Regions from separate parts of the Homo sapiens genome. Here regions 1 and 2 are each linked to region 3. Evidence: chromatin loops called from intact Hi-C (ENCODE). Cell type or tissue: OCI-LY7. All regions are shown on one strand.

Evidence for each region. Peaks named below come from ENCODE experiments on the same cell type or tissue, not always from the same donor. Only the 100,000 strongest peaks of a DNase experiment are listed, where the experiment ranks them.
Region 1: it touches region 3 in a loop (11-fold over the local background); 1 of 110 quality-filtered maps calls a loop at or near these places.
Region 2: a loop joins it to region 3, with 15 times the contacts of the local background. A loop is called at or near these places in 1 of 110 quality-filtered maps.

The regions. Positions count from the first base shown.
Region 1 is chr2:131,797,884-131,805,883 of GRCh38, reverse strand. It overlaps the pseudogene CDRT15P3. Among named protein-coding and RNA genes, the nearest start is that of LINC03124, 120 kb to the right of the region's middle. In OCI-LY7, CTCF peaks have their summits at 3,571 and 3,776; a DNase peak (open chromatin) is centred at 3,923.
Region 2 is chr2:132,272,158-132,280,157 of GRCh38, reverse strand. LOC105373622 (a long non-coding RNA gene) reads right to left here. Exons shown (of 3, transcript XR_923341.3): 2 at 4,023-4,114; 3 at 3,259-3,582. It also overlaps the pseudogene RNA28SP. Among named protein-coding and RNA genes, the nearest start is that of MIR663B, 19 kb to the right of the region's middle. In OCI-LY7, no CTCF peak of the experiment used is centred here; a DNase peak (open chromatin) is centred at 3,367; H3K27ac peaks cover 1,842 bases.
Region 3 is chr2:132,143,516-132,151,515 of GRCh38, reverse strand. ANKRD30BL (ankyrin repeat domain 30B like) reads left to right here. Exons shown (of 6, transcript NM_001358416.1): 5 at 540-604; 6 at 3,288-3,925. The coding sequence ends at 3,385. Among named protein-coding and RNA genes, the nearest start is that of ANKRD30BL, 14 kb to the left of the region's middle. In OCI-LY7, a CTCF peak has its summit at 4,514 (motif pointing right); DNase peaks (open chromatin) are centred at 3,675 and 4,535; H3K4me3 peaks cover 585 bases; H3K27ac peaks cover 2,283 bases.

The sequences.
Region 1 (8,000 bases), 350 kb after region 3:
CAACACATAAAAATGTTAGACAAGCCTGGCATGGCGGTGCACACCTGTAGTCCCAGCTACTTAGGAGGCTGAGGTGGCAGGAACACTTGAGCCCAGGAGTTTGAAGTTATAGTTAGCTGTGACTGTGCCACTCCACCCCAACCTGGGGGACAGAGTGAGGCCTCACCACTAATAAAAATTAAAGAAAATTAGAAAAAAGTTAGACAATTAACCAAGTGGAATTACCCTACAAATACAAATTTAAAAATCAATCAGTGTAATACACCATATTAATAGAATAAAGGAAAAGACCATGAGGATTTCAATGGACATCTGACAATGTCTGACACTCATTCCTGATGAGTCTTCCAGAAATCTAGCAATAGAAATAACTTCCTGAACCTCCTAAAGGACATCCATGAAAATTTAATAAATTCCACTAGGGTATATTGAAAGGCATATTGATACTTCCAACTTTATGGTTTTAAAAATTAACAATGAAATAAGAACTAATAACAGTAATCTATCCATCTGGAAAACATTAAACACCTTTCTAACAATATTTCCTTTGATGTGATAAAGGTAAAAATCCAAATTTAATAATAGGAGTGCTTTTGAGAAGACTGAAATTTGATGTTCCTAATTTTTCTGACTTATTAGCAATTAGAATCTAATTATCAATAATGCCAAGAAGACAGGAGTATTCTCCAATGACATTAGAATGTATAACATAAAGATTTATAGTTCGGCATAATGTATAACACAAAGATTCATTGTTTGGCATAACAGCATTTCATATTTGAATCATTTAATAACATTTTCATCATTGCGTATTCTCCTGGAAATAACACACAATACAGACTTCAAAAAACCAGAGCTTTTGCTGGGGATATGTGCTCCTTCCAAAGGCAATTGATTGTGTGCAATATTCTGAGAATTAATTCCTCCAAAGGTAAAGTGTGGCTCTCTGGGCTTCTGGTAATATCCTGAAAATTCACATATTCAAAAAGTCTTTTCCACTACAAACCACCATAAATGCTGGACAACAGAATATCTGCTCAACTGCCCAAATTATACTTTGGGGCTTTTGTACACAGTTTTTGCACAGAAATATTTAAGTGAATATAAATTAATTGAAATGTTTTCCAGGTGGATATTGAGGGAGAAACAGAAAAATCCAAGACAATCCCCTGTGGAAGAAAATTCTCCAACCCAAATCTCAACCGAACTCACAGCGCTGAACAGCGCATCAATTAAGACCTGTCAAATATAATCACACTATCTAATAGTTTTAAATATGCAAAATAAAGAGCACCAAAGTCAATGTAATTCAGAAATAACAGCAACAAAACCAGAGCACCCCGATGCAATTAGGCCACAAGGAATTCCAAAGTAGTGTATTAGGTATAGAAAATATATATGTAATTAGAAATGTTTACAGAGATTAGAGAGATTTTTTAAAAAAAGATTTGGCCTCTAAGACAGTTAACAATTCCAGTAAAGAAGAAAAGAGAAATTCAATGTTTGATATACATACATAAAAATAAATTTCAGGAAAATGAAAAGTCCATGTGATGACAGAATCCAAATTATATAAAAGATAGAAATCTCAATATTTGTTTTTACACATTTTAAGGAAAAAACAACCCCGAAAGCATAAAATGCAGAAAATAATGTTAATAATTCTTGAGTTTTCAAGTCCCTCTCACTGACTTTGGCACTTAGAGAACAGCCAGCACAGGCTCAGGATCACCTAATGGTCATTTCTGCCAAGGAGACCAAACTCATGAAAATGGAGCAGAAAGCTATGCGCACAAGATGGATGGATGCTCCTCTCCCAGAGACCAGCAGGTTCAGGTGTAGAGGGAGTGGGCCAGGGAGGGGCTGTGAGCACCAACCTGGGAGGGGTGGCTAGACTTCCATAGGACCCTCCTGTCCGCAGGTTTAAAATTAGGCACATAGACCAATGGAACAGAAGAGAGAACCCAGAAATTAACCCAAATACTTACAGCCAACTGATCTTCGACAAAGTAAACAAAAACATAAAGTGGGGAAAGGGCACCCTTTTCAACACACGATGTTGGGATAATTGGCGAGCCACATGTAGGGGAATAAAACTGGATTCTCATCTCTCACCTTATACAAAAATCTACTCAAGATGGATTAAGAACTTAAACCTAATTCCTGAACTATAAAAATTCTAGAAGATAACACTGCATAAACCCTTCTAGACATTGGCATAGGCAAGGATTTCATGACCAAGAACCCAAATGCAAATGCAATAAAAACAAAGATAAATAGCTGGGACTCATTTAAACTAAAGAGCGAGCTTTTGCATTGCAAAGGGAACAGTCAGCAGAGTAAATAGGCAACCCACAGAGTGGGACCCCTGACCCTGACCCCGACCCCTAACCACTGACCCTGACCCCTAACCCCTGACCCTAACCCCTAACCCTTAACCCTAACTGCTAACCCTAACCCCAACCCTCACCCTAACCCAACCCTAACCCCTAATCCCTAACCCCTAACCTCTCTTAACCCCAAACTCTAAACGTTGACTCCTAACCCCTAACTCTGACCCCAACCCCTATCTCCAACCCCTAACCCTAAACTTAACCCCTAACCCTAACACCAACCTTAACCCTAGGTTCGTTACTACGTTTGTATTGACTATGTCAATGCTGATTATTATGATCGCTGTCTTAGGACTGCACGGCAGCGAGGGGATTGCGGATCTTATATTAATATTTTTGTATTGAGGCAGTGCATTAGCATTACAGGTGCTTGTTACATGAGCAATGGGGGTGTCATGTCTGCATTAGGAATGCTGCATTTGTCTTCCTAGGCTGCGGTGTGTATCTCGCACTGCGGCCGCCTCGCCTTGGCTGGGGAGAACTTCGGTGGGCAGGATTCAGAGGGGCTTTTGGTTTCCCGTTTTCCACACTGAACCCTTCTAACTGGTCTCTGACCCTGATTATTCAGGGCTGCAAACAGGAAGGATTTTATTCACCGTCGATGCGGCCCCGAGTTGTCCCAAAGCGAGGCAGTGCCCCCCAAGGTCTGTGCTGAGGAGAACCCTGCTCTGCCTTCGCGGTGTCCCCGGAGTCTGTGCTGAGCAGAACGCAGCTCCGCCCTCGCGGTGCCCCCGACCCGCCCAGGTCTGTGCTGAGAAGAACATTGCTCCGCCTTCACTGTATCTCCAAAGTCTGTGCTGAGGAGAACGCAGCTCCGCCCTCGCAAAGGCCCCCCAGCGCCGGCGCAGGCGCGGAGAGGCGCACCCGAACCCGAATCCTAACCCTAACGCCGTCCTAACAGCCCTGGGGAGACCTTAGGGAACAAGCATTAAACTGACACTCGAGTCTGTAGCCGGCTGTGCCAAAAGACTTGAGGTTGGGGTGATATGGGAGCAGGGGTCGGGGAAGAAAGCGTTCTGGTTTTAGACCCACAGGAAGATCTGTGAAGCGCTCTTGGGTAGAGCACATGTTGCCGGGCGTGCCCTTGAAAACAGCCTAAGAAGAGGGGGCGTCTGGAAGGAACGGCAACGCCACGGGAGGGTGTCCAGCCTTCCCGCTTCAACACCTGGACACATTCCGGAAAGTTTCCTAAGAAAGCCAGAAAAATAATAAAAAATAATAATCCAGAGGCCAGGGGGCGCTAATGGGGCTTTACTGGGACTATCTGGCTTAATCCTCCAAACAACCCTGCCACAGCAGCCCATCAGTCCTCTGAGACAGGTGAGGAACCTGAGGTCGCAGGAGGACACCCAGAAGGTCCAGGCAGAGCCCCCTAGGCCCCCACACCTCCCCCCGTGGCAGCTCCAACCCCAGCTTTTTCACTAGTAAGGCACTCCAGCTGCAGGTCCACGCCCGCTCCCCCAAGCGGGGAAGGCGCTTCGCGCTGCCGCCGGCTGGGGACTGGGCACCGCCCTCCCGCGGCTCCGGAGCCGGCTGCCACCAGGGGGCGCGCCCGCGGTGTCCGGGAGCCTGGCGGCGCGTCTGCAGCTGCCAGTGCACCTGCTCCTGCTCTCACCGCTGTCTCTGCCAGGACCCCGACGCCCAGCCGGACCCTGCCCTCCAGCGGGGCTGCGGCTCCACGGCCTGCGACAGCAGCCCCACCCCGCATTCGGCGCGCTCCCGGGGGCAGAGGTCGCGGTGTCCTCAGGCTGTGGCGCCGGCCTGCAACCCCCACGCCGGGCTCGGGCCCCCCGGCGGAGGAGGGCGATGCTCCCTGGGTAGGGCGACCTGTCACCTGGGCTGGGAGGGCGGCTTAGGGGCGGAAGCGGCGGTCCAGGGCCGCCTGGTGCAGCAGCCTGTCTCAGCCGCGGTCCCTCCAGTCCCTCCCTGGCGGCTGCGGAGCCGTCCGAGGACAGGGGCCATAAACTCTCCAGAGCGGGAAGCCGCACGCTGGTGGCCCGGCCCCGCGCACAGACCTGGCGGCAGCTGGCACCTGACCCGCTGCATGGGTCTCCAGGGAGCTCGCTGCCCACCCGGCGCTGCAGCCTCGGCTCCCTCGTACGCGCTCTGGTAGGTGCTAGGGACGACCCTATGGGCCAGCTTGCCATGCCAAGTCCCCAGGCCGCACCCACCGTGGCTCCGTGGGCTAGGGGACTGGCTCCTCCTGTGGGTCGTGGGGCTGGGAGGCAGGGACTTTAGGGGAGAGGGAGGGACCGAGGGCAGCCCCTGCTGTGTGCGCAGCGAGGTCGTGCACAGGCCTCTGTTGCAGAGCGTGCAGCTTCAGCTGGCACTGGATTGCAGGTGGAGATGACTGTGTGTGCGCACACCTGGGGGTGAAGAGGACGCAGCCTGTCTACCTGACCCATGAAATGGAGGAGACTGTACCCCAGAAGCAGCGGGTTCACTGCTCCATTGATTAAGCAAGTCTGGGACACACATGTAGCTAAGCTGTGACTTCTGTGCCAGCGGTCCCAACACCCACGCCTTCAGGAAGACACATGTGTGAGGGGTTGCATGTTTGTCAGGCCTGAGAGTGGAGAGCAGGGGCCAGAGACACTAGGTAGGGGGAACCCACCCTAGGGCTCTGAGGGACGACGATGTGGGAAGCTGGTGGCAGAGACTGAGCTGGCCCAATGTTGCAGGGTGGGGACAGAATAGAGGTCCACCACACCCTAGGTGGACAGCTGAACCTGAGTAGACATCAGGCCCCAGATCGACATCTGGCCCCAGGTAGATTCCTAGGCCCAAGGTGAATACTCAGTCTCCAGCCCTAGGGGAATTCAGTCTTAGTTGATTAAGGACTGGTGTTCCTCTGGGGCCTCATGTCTACCTGGGCCCTGGGAGTGCATATGGAGCCAGATGTCTATAAAGGGCCTGAGTGTCCACTAGGGCCTGAGGTTCACCAGGAGCATAGACATCCACCTAGGACCTCGTGTCCACCTAAAACCTGGTGTTCACCTGGGACCTGGGTGACAACCTGGGATCTGATGTTCACCTGAGGCCCAGAGTTCAGCTGGTGCCTATGTCAGCCTGGCACCTGATGCACACAAGAGGACTAGGTGCCCACCTGAGGACTGGTGTTCATGGGGAATTGGTGTTCAGCAGTGGCTTGATGACCAACTGGGTCCTGGTGTCCTCCTGGCACCTGGTGTCCACCTGGGACTGCATGCTTACCTAGGGCCTGGTGTTCCCCTGGGGCCTGGTGTGCCCCTGAGACCTGGGGTCCACCTGGGCCTAGTATCCACTTGGGGCCTCATATCCATCTGGAACATCATGTCCACCTGGGGCCTTGTAGTTACCTAGGGACTGGGTGTCCTTCTGGCACTTGAGTGTCCTCCTGGGGCCTGGGGTTCTCCTGGGGCCTGGGTGTACATCTCTGGCCTGATGTCCACCTTGGGATGGATGTCCCCCTGGGGACAGATGTTCACTTGTGGCCTGAGTGTCCATTTCGTGTCTAATGTCTACCTGGGGCCTGGTGTTTGTCTGAGGCCTTATATCCACCTGGGGCCTGGGCATCCATTTGAGGCCTGATGTCTACCTAAGACCCAGTGTTTAATTGGGGCACAGACTTCTTCCTGGAGCCCAACATTCATCTAGAGCCTGAAGTTCACCTATGCCTGTTGTCTACCTGAGGCCTATGTGTCAACCTAGGGCCTGATGACCACCCTGAGTTCAGTGTTCACCTGGGGCCTGACATCTTCCTGGAGTCTGGATGTCCACATAGGGCCTGATGTTGGCTTGGGACCAAAGTATTTACCTAGGGCCTGGGTGTCTACTTACAGCCTGACTTCTACATGGTTCATTGTGTCAACCTGGGACCTGATGTCCACATAGGGCCTAGGTAAGCTCCTTATGACTAAAGTCCACATGGGGGCTGAAACCATCTCAGACTTTGTGTTAACCTAGGGCTTGGTGTCCACCTGAGGCCTGCCTGGGACCTGGTGACCCCCTGGGGTCAAGGTATCCATCCACCTTGGGCCTGATGACCAATTGGGACTTAAGGATCTACCTAGAGACTGGTGTCAACCTGGAACCTGATGTCCACTTGGGGTCTGGTGTACACCTTGGGCCTGATGCCCACCTGGGCACGGGTGTACACTTTGGGCCTAGTGTGCACCTGAAGCCTGGGGGTCAACCTGGGTCTTGATGCGCACCTTTAGTCAAGTGTTTAACTGGGGCCTGATGAAATACTGGAGCCTGATTTACAGCTGTGTACTGGGTCTCCTCCACCTGGGGCCTGATGTCCACCTGCAGCCAGATATCCACCTGGCATCAGATGTCTACGAGGAATCTGGGTGTCCACCTTGAAAATGATGTATTCCAAGAGACTAGGCATGCACATTGGGCCTGGGGTCCACCTGGGTCCTGATGTCTACCTGAGGCTGGTATTGAACTGGGGCCTGTGTGTTCACTTGGAGCCTGATGTCCATTTGGAAACTGGTGTTCACCTAGGACATGGGTATCCACCTGGATCCTGATTTTCAGGTGGGGAGTGGCTATAGACCTGGGAACTGATGGCCACCTATGCTATAAGTAACCCACCCCACCTGGGGCCTGGTGTTCACCTGCGGCCTGATATCCACCTGGTACCTGTGTGTCAATCTAGTGCCTGGTGTCCACTTGAGGACTAGGCAGACACCTGGGGCCTGGTGTTCATCTTGCACCCAGTGTCCACCTGGACCCTGTGTATCAACCTGTGGCCTAGGTGGCCACTGTAGCTTTATGTGCACCTGGGGCCTGAGAGTTTCCTAGGATCTGATGACCACTGGGGCCCAGGTATCCACCTGGGATATCAGGCTTCAAGTGTACGCCCAGGCTCCACATGGACACCAGGCCAGGAGAACGCCAGCCCTTATCTGAACATCAGGTCCTAGATGGATGCCCAGGCCCCATATGTACATCAGGCCCCGGGTATACACTGGACTCCAGGTGGACACCAGCACTCAGTTGGATACACACACTCAAGGTGGACACCAGGCCCCACGTGAATTCCTACACTCCAGGTAAACATCAGGTCCTAAGTGGATACCTGGACCCCAGGTGGATACCAGTCTCTAAATTAATACCAGGCCTCAGATGGTCCTTAGGAGCCATGTGTGCATTAGTCATCAGGAAGTTACCTAGGCCCAAAGTGGACATCAGGCCCCATGTTGACACAAGAGCTAGTTGGAAGTCAGGCCCCAGGTGGACACCCAGGCCCTAGGTAAATACTTAGGTCCCAAGTTGATGGCAGGCCCTATGTGAACACTCAGAACTCAGGTGGACATGAGGCCTCAGGTGGACATCTGAGTTCATCTGGAACCTCGTGTTACAGGCCCCATGTAAACACCAGGCCTTAGGTGGATACCCAATCTCTAGGTGGACATCAGAGCTCAGATTGACACAAAGACCCCAGTAGACATAATGTACCAATGAATATCCAGGCCCCTTGTTAATACCCCGGCCCCAAATTGACACCAGGGTCTATGTGGACACACAGGCCCCAGTTAGAAAACAGGCCCAAGGTGGACACTGGACTGGACATCAGGTCCTAGGTTGACAACCATGCTTCAAGTTGACACCAGACCC
Region 2 (8,000 bases), 130 kb before region 3:
TCATTCCCCCACCTCCCCCGCAGCCCCATCTGTCTCCTGTCCCCCCCTCCGTGGAGGTGGCGGGCCGCGGGCTGGTCCCCGCCACAGGGGCCACGGTTCCATGCAGCACCTCCGCCGGTGCTTAGCAGCCGACTTATAGAACTGTGTGCACCAGGGGAATCCAACTGTTTAAACAAAGCATCGCGAAGGCCCTCGGGGGGTGTTGCAAAGTGATTTCTGCCCAGTGCTCTGAATGTCAAAATGAAGAAATTCAATGAAGTATGGGTAAATGGCGGAAGTAACTATGGCTCTCTTAAGGTAGCCAAATGCCTCGTCATCTAACTAGTGACGTGCGTGAATGGATGAATGAGATTCCCACTGTCCCTACCTACTTACTATCCAGTGAAACCACAGCCAAGGGAATGGGGTTGGTGGAATCAGTGGGGAAAGAAGAACCTGTTGAGCTTGACTGTAGTCTGGCATGGTGAAGAGACATGAGAGGTGTAGAATAAGTGGGAGGTCCCCAGTGCCCCCCTATCCCCGTGAGGGGGTGGGGTGGGGTCCTGTGGGCTGCCCATGGAATACTACTACTCTGATCGTTTTTTCACTGACCTGGTGAGGCAGGGGGTGAGCCCCTAGGGGCCCTCCCTTCTGGCGCCAAGTGCCCAGCTGCACGCCGGCCGGGTGTTGACCCGTCCCGAGGACAGTGCCAGGTGGGGAGTTTGGGATAGTACACCTGTCAAACGGTAATGCAGGTGTCCTAAGGAGAGCTCAGGGAGGACAGAAACCTCTTGTGGAGCAGAAGGGCAAAAGCTCGCTTGATCGTGATTTTCAGTGCGAATACAGACTGAAAGCTGGGCTTTGACGATCATTCTGACGTTTTTAAGCAGGAGGTATCAGAAGTTACCACAGGGGATAACTGGTTCGTTGCGGCCAAGCATTCATAGGGATGTTTTTTGATCCTGTAATGTTGGTTCTTCCTATCATTGTGAAGTAGAATTCACCAAGCATTGGATTGTTCACCCACTAATAGGGCATGTGAGCTGGATTTAGATCGTAGTGAGACAGGTTAGTTTTACCCTCCGTGATGTGTGTTGTTGCAATGGTAATCCTGCTCAGCATGAGAGGAATGGCAAGTTCAGACATGTGCTTGGTTGAGGAGCCAATGGGGTGAAGCTACGGTCTGTTGGATTGTGACTGAACGCCTCTAAGTCAGAATCCTGCCCAGGCGGAAGGATACAGCAGCACCGTGGAGCCTTGGTTGGCCTTGGCTGGCCTTGGCTGGCCTTGGCTAGCCGGTTCCCCACCCCCGCTGGTGGGCTGCCTCACCCTTGGTGGGGTGTGCCCCACCATGTGCTAGGACTGGGTCCGGTGCAGAGTGCCCTTCCTCCTGGGAAGGGTGTGGCTGGAAAGGTGGCCTCCTTGCCCGTCATGCAACACACGTTCGTGGGGAACCTGGTGCTAAACCATTTGTAGACGACCTGCTTCTGGGTCAGAATTTGGCCACACATGGCCAACCTCCACTTGTGGCTGCTCCTCGGTCGGGCCTCTGGGGTCGACCAGCTGCTGCCTGAGGGTGTGAAACAGCTGGCAGCTAGCCATGTCCCAGGTCGACCGGCAGGCCCTCTGGACCGAGAGGTGTGCAGGGGTGCCTGTTGGGATGAGCCGGATCTGGAGCGTCCGCATCTCAGTCGGAACCTCCAGGGTCGATCAGCTGCTGCCAGCGAGCTCCGGACTTAGCCGGCGGCTTCCTGTGTCCCAGATTGACCAGCAGGCGGCCAGTGGCGGTCCCACTGGATGGTGCAGCGCACCCATGTGAGGGCACCTATCCCCGTTCACGCGCGGGTGGCCCTCACCAGCCTCAGCCTTTGGTGGAGCTGGGACCACGTGGAACTCCCTCTCCTACATTTTTTTCAGGCCCACTTTGTTTGCTTCCGCCGTACTTTTCAGAGGGAGTCACTGTTGCTGTCAGTCAGTAATACTTCCTCCTTTGGTTTTTTTGGTTTTGTCTTGTGTGTGTTTTTTTTTTTTCCTTTCTTTCTTTCCTTTTTCTGGGGATGGAGTCTCGCTCTGACGCCCAGGCTGAAGCTGGAGCTGGAGTGCAGTGGTGCCTTCTCTTCTCACTGCTGCCGCTGCCTCTGCCTCCAGGGTTCAAGCGAACAGCAATTTTTGTATTTTGAGTAAAGATGGAATTTCACCATATTGGCCAGGCTGGTCTCGAACTCTTGACCTTCCACCCGCCTCGGCCTCCCAAATAGTGCTGGGAGTAGTACAGGCGTGAGCCACCAAGCTCGGCCAATTCCTTTTTTTCTTCAATCTTATTTTCTGCACGCTGTTGTGTATAAACATACATTTATATATATATATACACACACACATACACACATACATACATACACACACATAAATATGTAGTGATAAAACTATATAGATATTTCCATAATTAATACTTGTTTATATTATAAATGTTAATTTTAATGTATGAATATGTATTAAATGAAAACCCATTTCATTTACATATACATGTGTATGTATATCCTTCCTTCCTTCCTTCCTTCCTTCTTTCATTTATTATTTTTTATTTTCGCTTATTTTCTTTCCTTTTTGGGCCTGCCTGGTCTTCTCACTCTGGGCCCTGGTGACAGCCTCCCAAGTAGCTGGGACTACAGGGATCTCTTAAGCCCGGGAGGCAGAGGCTAACGTGGGCTGTGATCGCGCACCTCCACTCCAGCTTACGTGAGGTGGGGTGAGGTGGGGTGAGGAGGAGTGGGGTGGGGTGGGGAGAAAACAATTGATTGTGATCTTAATTACCTTTTAGCTTTATTCATACCCTCTTATTTGCTTGTTTATTGTCATGGGTTATTCTATGTCATTGTCATGTTCATCATTTGCTTGCTTGCTTGCTTATTTCCTTCCTTCCTTCCTTCCTTCCTTCCTTCCTTCCTTCCTTCCTTCCTTCTTTCCTTCTTTCCTTCCTTACTGGCAGGGTCTTCCTCTGTCTCTGTCGCCCAGGATCACCCCAGCCTCAACGCTTTGGACCGACCAAGCAGTTGTCCTGCCTCTGATCTCTCCCATCCCCATTACTTGGGACTACAGGCATGCACCACAACACCGGTTGACTTTTATGTTGTTTCTCATGTTTTCCGTAGGTAGGTAGGTATGTAGGTATGTATGTATGTATATATGTGAGTGAGATGGGGTTCGGGGTTCTATCATCTTGCCCAGGCTGGTCTCTATCTCCTGTTCTCAAGCAATCCACCTGCCTGCCTCAGCCGCCCACACTGCTGCTATTACAGGCGTGAGACACTGCACCTGGCTCATTCTATATTTGCCTGCCTGCCTGCCTGTCTATCAATCATCTTGTTTTTAGTACGGATGCACTCTCGCTTTGTTTTCCATGCTCTGTCACACATAATCTATTTTTAAACTTCTATGATTATTATTATTGCAGGTGTCATCTCACATGTCGAGGTGATGTCAAACTTTAAGGCTCCAGCGATCCTCCCACATCGGCCTCCCAGAGTGCTGTGATGACACTCTTGGGCACAGTATGCTCTGGTCATATTTCTCATGTGTCGGTTCTTTCCGTTTTTAGTATAGGGACTGGAAAGGAAATTTTGAAACGCATCTCACCAATCTGCCTTTTCTTTCTTTCTTTCTTTCTTTTTTTTCTTTAGACGGAGTTTCACTCTTGACGCCCAGGGTGGAGTACAATGGCACGATCTCAGCTCACTGCAACCTCCGCCTCCCAGGTTCAAGTGATTCTCCAGCCTCAGCCTTCCCAAGTAGCTGGAATGACAACAATGTGCCATCATGCCTGGCTAATTTTTCTATTTTTAGTACAGATGGGGTTTCTCCATCTTGGTCAGGCTGGTCTTGAACTTCTGACCATTGGAGAATTTTAACTTTCTTGGTGGTTGTTTTTCTTTTTTTTTCTTTTCTTTTCTTTTTTTTCTTTCCTTCTCCTCCCCCCCACCCCCACCCCCAGCCTCCCAGGTCCTCCTCCTCCTCCTTTTTCATTTCCTTCAGCTGGGCTCTCTTACTTGTATTGCTCGGTTGCTCACGCTGGTCTCAAACTCCTGGCCTTGACACTTCTCCTGTCACATCCACTGTCTGGTTGTTGAAATGAGCATCTCTTGTAAAATGGAAAAGATGAAAAAAATAAAGAGAGAAAAAGCACGGAGTGAACGTTTCTCTTGCCGTCTCCCAGGGTGTACCTTGGACCCAAAAAGACAGCGGGAGCTTGGCTGAGTGGGTTTTCAGGGCTAAATCCTCCTGAGGGCCTCCTTCCCTCTCCCCCTTGTCCTCGCTTCTCCCCCAGCCAAGGCTCCCACCACGGCCATGGCATTTTCCATAGGAGAGGTATGGGAGAGGACTGACGCGGCTTCCAGATCTATATCCTTCCAGACGTCTCTGCCTCAGCGTCCCCCACTGGCCACCTGCCACCTTTCAGGGAGCTCTGAGGCGGAAGCCCCCATCACGTCCCGCTACCCTCCCACAGCTGGCCTTTGCCAGGCAACGGCAGGGGAAGCGCGTTGACGCTGCTTTCGAATCCTCCGGCAAAGACTTCCACCAGATGCCCCGCGTGGGCCGGATGGGATGAGACTGGACCACCCCGGACCGTGCTGTTCTTGGGGGTGGGTTGAGGTACAGGGTGAGCTGGCAGCCCCAGCATTGTAAAGGGTGCGCAGGTATGGAAATGTCACATAGGATGCCCTCCTTCCCATCAGGCTGACTTCAGCTTCCTCAGGCCTGAAGACAACTTCACATCAGAACCTCTTTTCTTCCCTTTCTCCACCACACACATGAGACGCATGAGAGGGAGAAACAGCTCAATAGATACTGCTGACCTTCATTTGTGGAATCCTCAGTCATCTACAGACAGACAGGTGACTAGACAAGGACCCAAATCAAACACCATTTCCAGGTCCTCATGGTGGGATTGGTCTCTCTCTCTCTCTCTCCTACACACACACACACACACACACACACACACACACACACACACACAATTTCCACATCTAGTTCACAAACCACACTCACTCACTCTTTTCACAGTACGCAGGCTGAGTAAAACCCACCCCACCCTCCACCCGTCGGCTGACGAAACCCCTTCTCTACAATTTATTAAAAAGATTATCTGGGCTGGGCACTGTAGCTCATGCCTGTCATTCCAGCACTTTGGGAGGCCGAGGCGGGTGGATCACTTGAGGCCAGGAGTTCAAGACCAGGCTGGCCAACATGGCAAAACCCCGTCTCTCTGAAAAATAAAACAATTAGCCAGGCCTGGTGGCGTGGGCTTGTAATCCCAACTGCTCAGGAGACTGGGATGGGCGAGTTGCTCCAACCAGGGAGGCTGAGGTTGCAATGAGCTGAGATCATGCCAGGGCAATCCAGCCTGGATGACAGAGCGAGACCCTGTCCCAATAGAATCTTAATATCATTATAAGATGAGTTGCGTGTGGTGATGGCCGCCTGTAGTCACAGCTACTCGGGAGGTTGAGATAAGGAGAAGATCACTTGTGGTCCCACAGGTCGAGGCTTCAGTAAGCCGTGACCCACTGTATCCTGGGCCATCACCAGTCAAGGAGATATGCCCCCTCCCCGTTTTCTTTTTTTCTCTTCCCTTCTCTTTTCTTTTTTTTTCTTCTCTTTTCTTCTTTCTTTCTTTCTTTCTTTGTTTTTCTTCTTTCTTTCTCTCTTTCTTCTTTCTTTCTTTCTTTCTTTCTTTCTTTCTTTCTTTCTTTCTTTCCTTCTTTCCTTCTTTCCTTCTTTCTTCTTTCCTGCCTTACTGCCGTTCTGCTTTTCTTCTTTCCTCACTTCCTCCCTTCCTTCTTTCCTCCTGCCTTGGCCTGCCAAATTGCTGGGATGACTGGCGTGAGGCACCGTGCCTGCTTGGCCTAAAGAGACACCCTTTGAAAGTAAGACACAGAGAGCGACTTCCAGTGATCTGATTGACTGATTTAGACACAACATCTCACTCTGTCACCCCGGCAGTGGTGCCATCGTAACTCACTCACTGCAGCGTGGACGTTCCTGGACTCCAGGGATCCTTCCACCTCAGCCTCCAGAGTACAGTACCTGGAACAACAGGCATGCGCCACTGTGCCCAGACCATTTTTATTTTATTTTATTTTCCTGAGACAGAGTTTCTCTCTCGTTGCCTAGACTGCAGTGCAGTGGCGCGATCTTGGCTCACCGCAACCTCAGCCTCCCGGGTTCAAGCGATTCTCCTGCATCAGCCTCCCGAGTAGCTGGGATTGCAGGCATGCGCCACCACGTCTGGCTGATTTTGTATTTTTAGTGGAGACCGGGCTTCTCCATGTTGGTCAGGCTGGTCTCTAACTCCCGACCTCAGATGATTCGCCCTCCCCGGCCTCCCGAAGTGCTGGGATGGCAGGCGTGAGCCACTGCGCCCGGCCTTCATTTTTAAATGTTTTTCCACAGACAGGGTCTCATCATTTTGTTGCAACCCTCCTGACCCGGCGTCTCAAAGTGCTGGCGTGACGGGCGTGAGCCACTACGCCTGGACTCCAGAGAATGATTCACGACCACTACCGCTGTACTGATTCGTTCTTTCTTATTTATTGATGAATTATTTTCTTATTTATATTTGTTTATTTATTTTCAGACCGAGTCTTGCTCTGGGCGAGGCGAGGAGGGGCGTCGCTTTGGAAGCCACGGCACCGCCTTGTAAAGCCCCATTCATAAGCACAAAGCCCTATTCCCTTCCTGGAGTTGGAGCTGATGCCTTCCATAGCCTTGGGCTTCTCTCCATTCAGAAGCTTTGACAGGGGCAACCCCACCCAGAGGCTGGCTGAGGCTGAGGATTACGGGGTGTGATGGGGCTGGAAAGTGGGTCCCCTATTTTTGATAGCTCAGCCAAGACATCCCCCGACCCCCATCGCTTGCTCACCCTTTGAGATCCCCCGCCTCCACCGCCTTGGAGGCTCACCTGTTACTTTAATTTCTGTCTTTCTCCCTTTCTTGCGTTTGAGGAGGGGGTGCAGGAATGAGGGTGTGTGTGGGAAGGGGGTGAGGGGTGGGGACGGAGGGGAGCGTCCTAAGGGTCGATTTAGTGTCATGCCTCTTTCACCGCCACTACCGAAGATGAAAGCAACAATCAGCTAAATACCGCGTGTTCTCATCTACAAGTGGGAACTTATAGATGAGAGTTCTTGCATGGGCAGAACGAGGGGGACCAGAGACGCGGGAGCCTACTTGAGGGAGGAGTGGAAGGAGAGACAGCTTCAGGGAAAAACAAAACACGAAAACTGTCGGACACAGCGCTGAGTATCCGCGTGATGAAATCATCTGCACACTGAACCCCCCCGTCAGAAGTTTACTTATGTAACAATCTTGCACATGTATGCTTGGACAAGAAATAAAAGTTGGGGGGAGGGGGGGAGGAGGGGAGAGAGAGAGAGAGAAGTAAAATGAAACACCACCTCCTTGACCTGAGTCAGGGGGTTTCTGGCCTTTCGGGGGAAAGTTCAGCGACAATGCAATATTTGGGTCTGTTTTGTTTTTTTTTTTCTTCTTTTCTTTTTTTTGGACTGAGTCTCTCTCGCTCTGTCACCCAGGCTGCAGTGCAGTGGCGCTCTCTCGACTCACTGAAACCACTGCTTCCTGGGTTCCAGTGATTCTTCTTCAGTAGCTGGGATTACGGGCGCACACCACCACAGCCGGCTAATATTTCTATTTTTAGTAGAGACGGGGTTTCTCCATGTTGGCCACACTGGTATCATACCCTTGACCTCAAGTGACCCGCCCTCCTGGGCCTCCCAAAGTGCTGGGACGACAGGCCTGAACCACCGGGATTTCAGCCTTTAAAAGCACGGGCCCTGCCACCTTTCCCTGTGGCCCTTACACTCAGAATGACGTGTCCTCCCTGCCATAGGTTGACTCCTTGAGTCCCCTATGCCATTGCACTCTAGCCTGGGCAGCAAGAGCGAAACTCCGTCCCCCCACCTTCCCGCGCAAAAAATAAATAAATAAATAAATAAAATCTCTAGGTGTGT
Region 3 (8,000 bases):
TTGCCTCACAAGCATGAGCCACTGCACCAGGCCAATATATTGGGTTTTATTGGGAATTTTAAATTGTTTCAGCAATAAGGTTCAAGAACAAATTTTTTTTGCTTCATTTTTTATTTTAAGCATTTTTAAAATGTTATCTTGTTAAATCTTTATAATAACCTAGTGAAATAAGGCCCTAAAATCCTCATTTTTAGAAGACATTGAGTCTAAGAGAAGCAACTTGTTCAAGAAAAAATACCTGTTGGTAGCCATGCTAGGACTTATTCCGAGTTAAGGACATTTTCCACATGTCAAGCTACCTCTAGTTAATTTACTGAGTTATACTGCCCTCACTTCATGAGTGTTTTATCTTTCTTTCTTCTTTAATTAGAAGCTTAATAAGTTCATAGAGCTTACAAACTTAAAGTCTATGGAAAAAGTAATGTTCTGATGTTAGCTCTAATATTGTCTGAAATACCCTAAGAATGTAATAAATTTGGTAAATATTTTTTATATCAATGTTAAAATAGTGATTTTATTTATTTCATTTTTATACATAGCGTTCATCAACAACTTTTGGAATATAAACAAAAGATATCTAAAAATTCTCAAAATAGTAATCCAGGTAAGACCTCTGATAGTAAACTACTCTTGGTGGTGCTACCATAAGATTATAGGAGTGTTAATCACAAAAGAGCTATTAGAAAAGCAATGTGTAAGTAGCATGTGTTTACATATAGACCTATATGTGTTTTTTTATATACAAAGCTTTGATTTAATTTTTTAGTTTATAATTCAGAATTCATTAAGAATTTAGTTGTAGGTAGTTTATAATCTCAAAAATATTATCTGAAAAAATGTTTGTTTAATTGTGGTCCCTAATATCCTATATAATACTTTTGTATAAATAAGTAAAACAATTTTTAAGTTTATCTATTTTATGTTTCCTCAACTGTCATAAAAATTTATGCTTGTTATAAAATGTATAATCCTTGGTGTGATTGATGAGCTCAGTAATAGGGGATTATCAGCTTATCCAATTTAATGAATTAATATATTTATAAATAAATTTTATTACAAATTATAAAATAGCTTAGGTGCCTTGAATTACAAGCCACAAATAATAGAACATCTAATAATGAAAAGTAGGAATTAATAACAGAAAACTGCAACATTTGAATATTATAACCTATAAAGAAACACAGTTAAATAAACTGTTAAATAAACAAATATTTGTTTGTTTATTAAACATAAACATATAAAATGTTTATTTGTTAATTTAACAAATAAATTATTTATTTGTTTGTTTCTTTATTGTAGAGACATGGTCTCCTTATGTTGCCCAGGCTGGTCTTGAACTTCTGGGCTTTATTTAATTTTTGTAATAAATGATTTGCATTCAGAAAATTAGAATTAATTACAGTCGAGTATTGAGCAACATGAGAGTTAGGGTGCTGATCCCCCCATGCAGCTGAAAATCTGCTTTATAGGAAAATCTGTTTCTTTTGACTCCTCCAAAACTCTACTAACATTCTACTGTTGACCTGGAGCCTGAAAAAAGTTGAAAGCATAAGCAGTCAATTAACCCATAGTTTCTATTTTATATGTACTATATACTGTATTCTTAGAATAAAGTGAGCTGGAGAAAAGAAACTTATAAAGAGGAAGAAATATATTCACTATTTATTAGATGGAAGTGAATTATTATACATAAAGGACTTCATTCTCATTGCCTTTATGTTGAGTAGGCTGATAAGGAGGAGGCAGAGGTGAGATTTGTCTTAGTATCTTGCAGTGGCAAAGGAAAAGAAAAATCTGTCTATTAGTGGGCTCCTAGAGTGAAAACCCTTATTCAAAGATCAACTGTGTGGCATAGTGACTTTTGTCACTAAAAAAGTAACTATCTTTAGAATTTGGATCTCAATAATACTTTTCTTGCACCCTAAATGAATGTCAATAAGAATTAACATAACTTAGTGAGGGTGCATCAGTACCAGTAGGAGATTATTTTTCAAAGATACCTACTGAGTGCAGAAGTCAGAAAAGCAATTCTTTGTTGAGAAGTACAGGTTATGTTACATAGTCTTGTACCAACAAGGTCTCACTATTATCAACTTCATTCCCTCTAAGTTGAAACCAAATAAGATATGTTTACTTCATTAGAACAAGATGTGTTGTTCTATCTGCTGAATAATTAGTGTGTTGATAGTAATTTTGTTACAACAAGTTACTCTGTTCCTACTAGCCAAAATATTATCATTATAAATATAAAACTAGCTCAACTCTAGGCTCAACGAATTATAATAAAAGTGGAAAAAATTTTCACAATAACAAAAGTGCTACTGTGATACCTAAATGTGACACAATACATTGTACAATATGAACTGTATGAGCACATCTTTAATTTATTACATATTTATCAAAGGACTTCTATAAGTTAGATTTTGCAAGTTGCAGGAGACCAACATGGAATACACATAGTCTGGGTCTTTAAGGTGCTCATAATACAATAGAGCTGTCTCTATTGAATTTCTTCATTTTTCCAACAGAATTTCCTAACTATGTTTTCTATTTGTTTATCCACTTGTCCACTTAACAAATAACTGTCAGGTATCATTAAGGTACTAAGCATCTTTCTTGCTATTATCATTGTCATTTTTTATTATTTACTAGTTTATTAAGGTACTTAGCATTTTTCTTGTTATTATCATCTTTTTTATTATTTACTACTTTATTTAGTGCTTACTCTGTGCGAGAACCCCTTTGGGAGCTTATAATTATCACTTATTATGTCATTACCATATTCAGTATGTGTCAGACATTTTATATCCAACGTGAAGAATTAAAGCTTTAAAAAGTTTGGTAGTGTCCAGGAGCGGTGGCTCACTCCTGTAATCCTAGCACTTTGGAAGGCCAAAGCGGGCGGATTGCTTGAGCACAGGAGTTTGGGACCACCCTGACTAACATGGTGAAATCCCATCTCTACTAAATACAAAAAATTAGCTGGGCCTGGGTGGCATGCATATGTAATACCAGCTACATGGGAGGCTGAGGTAGGAGAATTTCATGAACCTAGGAGGCGGAGGTTGCAGTGATCTGCTGAGATCGTGCCACTGCACTCCAGCCTGGGCAACAGAGCGAGGCTCTTGTCTCAAAAAAAAAAAAAAAAAAAAAAAAAAAAAAAGGAGAAAACAAAAGTTTGGTAGTATTTAAGGAAAGCAAGCTGAATGAGTAGAAGTTTTCCAGGTAAAGAGTCAGAAGGATGATATTTAGCGAAGGAAAATTTAACCAGACTCTGTGTTTGGCAGAAGGAACATCTGAAGGAACACCTGATGAGGCTGCACCCTTGGCGGAAAGAACACCTGACACGGCTGAAAGCTTGGTGGAAAGAACACCTGATGAATAGGATACAGTGAATTCCTCTTCAAAGATTTTAGCCTGTAAACATCCTTTAAAATTCAAGAGGGGGAAGATTAAGTACAATGAGTTCTGAGTTCCTCATCAAAGAACAAATATGTCAGTATGTTCAGCTTCTCTGTTCTTTGTTCTCCGTTTTAAAGTTTAACTTCCTCGTTCGTTATGCCTCCTTGCCCCTAGTTTCATTAAACAGCCCCCTTCTAGCCTCTAACACCTGCTTTGTCTTTAGTCATTCTTAGTAACCTGCTCTGTCCTTAGTCATCCTTAGACACCTGCTCTGTAACTGTCTTTCCCGCTGAAACTACTCACCCTGCCACTCCAGCTCATACCCCTGCCCTCTTTAAATAGCCAATCTGAATTGGCTTAGAGTGTGCAGTCCAACCCTATCCAATAGGGAAAAGACACAACAGTAGGGACTAGCTGCGTTAGAAATAAGAACACTTTCCCCTCCCTTGTCCGGTGTGATCTTGCCATTGCTCCATCTGCAAGACCACTCTTCCATAGAAGTAAATTTGCCTTGCTGTAAAAACTTGTTGCTGGAGTGCTGACGGTTCTTTGCGGCGCTGAAAATTTATTTTCCACAAATTTAAGGGCCCACCCAGCATTCCCATTCTCCTCTAGGGGAGGGTCCAGTCCTCTCCCTTGAGGAGGCGCACCCCGCTGCCTCGTTGCAGTGGCCATAAAGGTAAGGAATCAAGACTCAACTGGTGCGATTAATAAACCCGGGCTCTCAGCAACGTGGAAAGAAACAGGCCAGCAACTTTGGGGAAAGGATCTTCACATACCGTGGCGACCAGGTAACTGTGCACAGACCGAGGTAAGAAATGTCGCAGGGGTGACAAAGTATTTCCTTGGTGGTCGGGATATTCTGGAGGTTGAAAGTGTGTGTGAATGATCACAAGCACTACTGCTTGTGGTGCTGTTTGTGTGGATGATACTAAGCATTATTGCTGTGAGGAGTGAGTGGGTCCTATCTGCGGTTTTTTATTTGAATAAAAACCTTTGAAGAGGAATTTACTGTATCCTCATAGGGCTCAGGGCAGATCTTGCTGTGGAGTTTATACCATGATGCCAATGCTAAGAGGGACCTAAAATTCCTGGGAGGGAAGCAGCCAGAGTGGATGAAGCGAAAGAAGGATGCAAGGAGCCTCCAGCAGGTGGCGATAAAGGATAGGGAAGAAATCTCTAGCATGCGGGATTGAGCCTAACCAGGACCTAACATGGGAAAAGCCCCAAGTAAGATAGGGAGCAAAAAAGAAGAGGATAGTAACAAAGACATGCCCCCTGATAGTCCCCTGGGTCTCATGTTAAAATATTGGAAGAATAATGAGAGGACTAAACATAAGAAAAAGCATTAGAGGATAAAATATTGCTGTTTCATTTGGACCCAAGGTCCCATTTTCAAACCCTCAATCTTCTGGCCAAAGTTTGGGTCGATTGAGGATGTAATATGTCAACTTCTAATTCAATATGTTAATGATAAAAATCTGGTTTCTCAAGAAGAACTAGACTATGCTCTTTGTTGGAGACAGGGACCTGTCTTTATTCCCATAAAGACAACTAGGGAAGAACCCGATCCAGTATCTCAAATTGAAAAGTCAGACGAGCTGACTCCCACACCTAAAGCCAGCACATGGGATCCCCTATACCATTTTGCCCTGCTCAGTGCCTCTGACCCTTCCCCTCGGGCAGCTGCTGCCACCCCAGATCCCACCCCAGATCCTTCTCCTGCTCACGCTGTTACTCCTCCTTACAACTCTAATTCTTGGATGTCATCATCCCATGAGCCTGTCCCCTGTCAGCCTAAATACCTCTCCCTAAAGGGACTCCAGCATGAGGTACAGCAATGTAAAAAGGACGTTCAGAACTTCCCTTTTCCCTCCACACCTAAGGAGTCAGCCCCAGCTCTCTTCCCCTTAAAAGACATGTCACAAGGAGGAGGAGCCATTGTATTTGTGAATGCTCCCTTGACCAGTTCAGAAGTCTGAAGTTTGAAAAAGGAAATTAAGCCATCGTTAGACGACACTTATGAGGTGGCAGATCAGGTTGATCAATTCTTGGGACCTCAGTTATACACTTTGGTCGAGTTTATGTCCATCCTAGGCATCCTTTTTTCGGAGGAGGAAAGAAGCATGATCTGATCCGTAGGGCTGCTATGGCAATTTGGGAATATGAACACCCTCCTTGTCAAAACGTTCCTACCACGGACCAAAAATTCCCTGCCCAAGATCCCCGGTGGGATAATAATAATGCAGCTCACCAAGAAAACATGCAAGACATAAGGGAAATGATAATGAAAGAAACTAGGGAATCAGTACCCCAAACTCAAAATCTCTCTAAAGCATTTGATATACAACAACAGGAGAGAGATGAGTGGACTATGAAATTTTTAGACAGACTAAAGGAGCAAATGAGAAAATATGCAGGCCTAAATTTGGAAAATCCCCTGGGACAGGGAATGTTAAAGCTCCATTTTGTCACTAAAAGTTGTCCAGATATTTCTTTTTATTTTTTTGAGATGGAGTCTCTCTCTGTCACACAGGCTGGAGTGCAATGGTGCGATCTTGATTCACTGCAAGCTCCGCCTCCCAGGTTAACTCCATTCTCCTGCCTTAGCCTCCCGAGTAGCTGGAACTACAGGTGCCCACCACCACGCCCAGCAAATTTTTTGTATTTTTAGTAGAGATGGGGTTTCTCCGTGTTAACCAGGATGGTCTCAGTCTCCTGACCTCGTGATCCACCCACCTCGGCCTCTCAAAGTGCTGGGATTACAGGCATGAGCCACTGCACCTGGCCAACATTGTCCAGATATTTCAAAAAAGTTACAAAAATTAGAAGATTGGGAAAACTGACCTCAAGTGAACTTCAGTGAGAAGTGAACCTCAAGTGAAATGACCTCAAGTGAACCTCAGAGAGACTCAAAAAGTATCTGTGAAGAGAGACGAAGAAAAGCAAAAACAAAAGACAAAACTTATGTTATTCACCTTCCAACAGATGGCTCCAAACCCATGTACCCCTAAACAAAGCTTCCAGTGGGCCAGAAACTATAAAGGTTCCAAACCCTCCTTTAAAGGACCCAAGCCTCCACTGGGAAGATCAAGGCTCTCGTCTACCAGGCCATCTAAATAGCATGGGGGAGTAAAATCAAAGAATCCCAGAACTGAGAGTGGGGAAGGGCAAGGTAGGCACTACAAATGTGGAAGAACAGGCCACTTCAAGAGAGAATGTCCCAAATTAGAAAAGGAAAAAGAAGCCCTTCCACTCATGGCTTTTGAGGAAAATAATGGTGTCAGGGGTTCTGTCTCTTTTATCTTGAGTCCCACCAGGAGCCCTTGATAAGTCTAGAAGTGAGACCTAAGCATGAGTTTATAATCTTTTTAGTCAATTCAGGAGTGGCTCGATCCTCTGTTTGTTTCCCCCCCATCTAATATTGCCTGCTCTTCAGAGGAACTTTTGGTTTGTGGGGTAAAGGGAGAAGGATTTAAAGCAAAAATTTTAGAAAACACAGAAGTCAGATACCAGGCTCAATCAGCTCATATTCAGTTTTTGTTAATCCCTAAAGCAGGGACTAATTTACTAGGCAGGGATTTAATGTTGAAGTTAGGCATAGGCCTGCGACTCAGCCCAAGAGGATTCCTCACCTCATTAAAGCTACTTACCACTGCAGATGAAAAATATATTAATCCTAATGTCTGATCCAAAGAAGGAAACTGAGGGAAACTCTGAGTCCCTCTAAGCACATCAAGCTAAAAAACCCCAGGGAAGTAGTAAGGAGGAAACAATACCCCATTCCCCTAGAGGGCAGGATAGGGTTGAAACCTATAATTGAAGGTCTTATTAAAGATGGGCTTCTTGGGCCCTCTATGTCCCCTTATAACAGCCCAATATTGCCAGCCAAGAAATTAGATGGGTCATATCGGCTGGTACAGGACCTTAGGGCTATTAACCAAATAGTCCAAACTACCCACCCCATTGTCCTCAATCCTTACACCATTCTCAGCAAGATTCCATATAATAATCAATGGTTTACTGTAATAGATTTGAAGGATGCTTTTTGGGTATGTCTCCTGGCTGAAGATAGGCCAGATATATTTGCTTTTGAGTGGGTGGATCCCCATTCAGGGTAGAAACAACAATATCAATGGATAGTCTTACACCAAGGGTTCCCAAACTCCCCTAACCTTTTCAGTCAAATTTTAGAACAAGTATTAGAAAAAGTTATCATCCCAAACAAATATGCCTGCTCCAATACGTTGATGATATTCTTATATCTGGTGAAGATATAGAGAAGGTAGCTGGCTTCTCTACACATATTCTCAACCATCTGCAGTTCGAGGGGTTATGAGTCTCAAAGGGAAAGCTTCAGTATGTAGAACCTGAAATTAAATATTTAGACCACTTGATAAGTGCAGAGAAGTGAAGAATAGGGCCTGAATGAGTTGAGGGAATCGTGTCCCTACCCTTGCCTCAAACTTAAACAAGAACTCAGGAAATTTTTAGGATTAGTTGGATACTGCTGCTTATGGATTAACTCACATGCACTAAACAGTAAAATTCTATATCCAAAACTTGCCCAGGGGAATACTGACCATTTCCTGTGGACT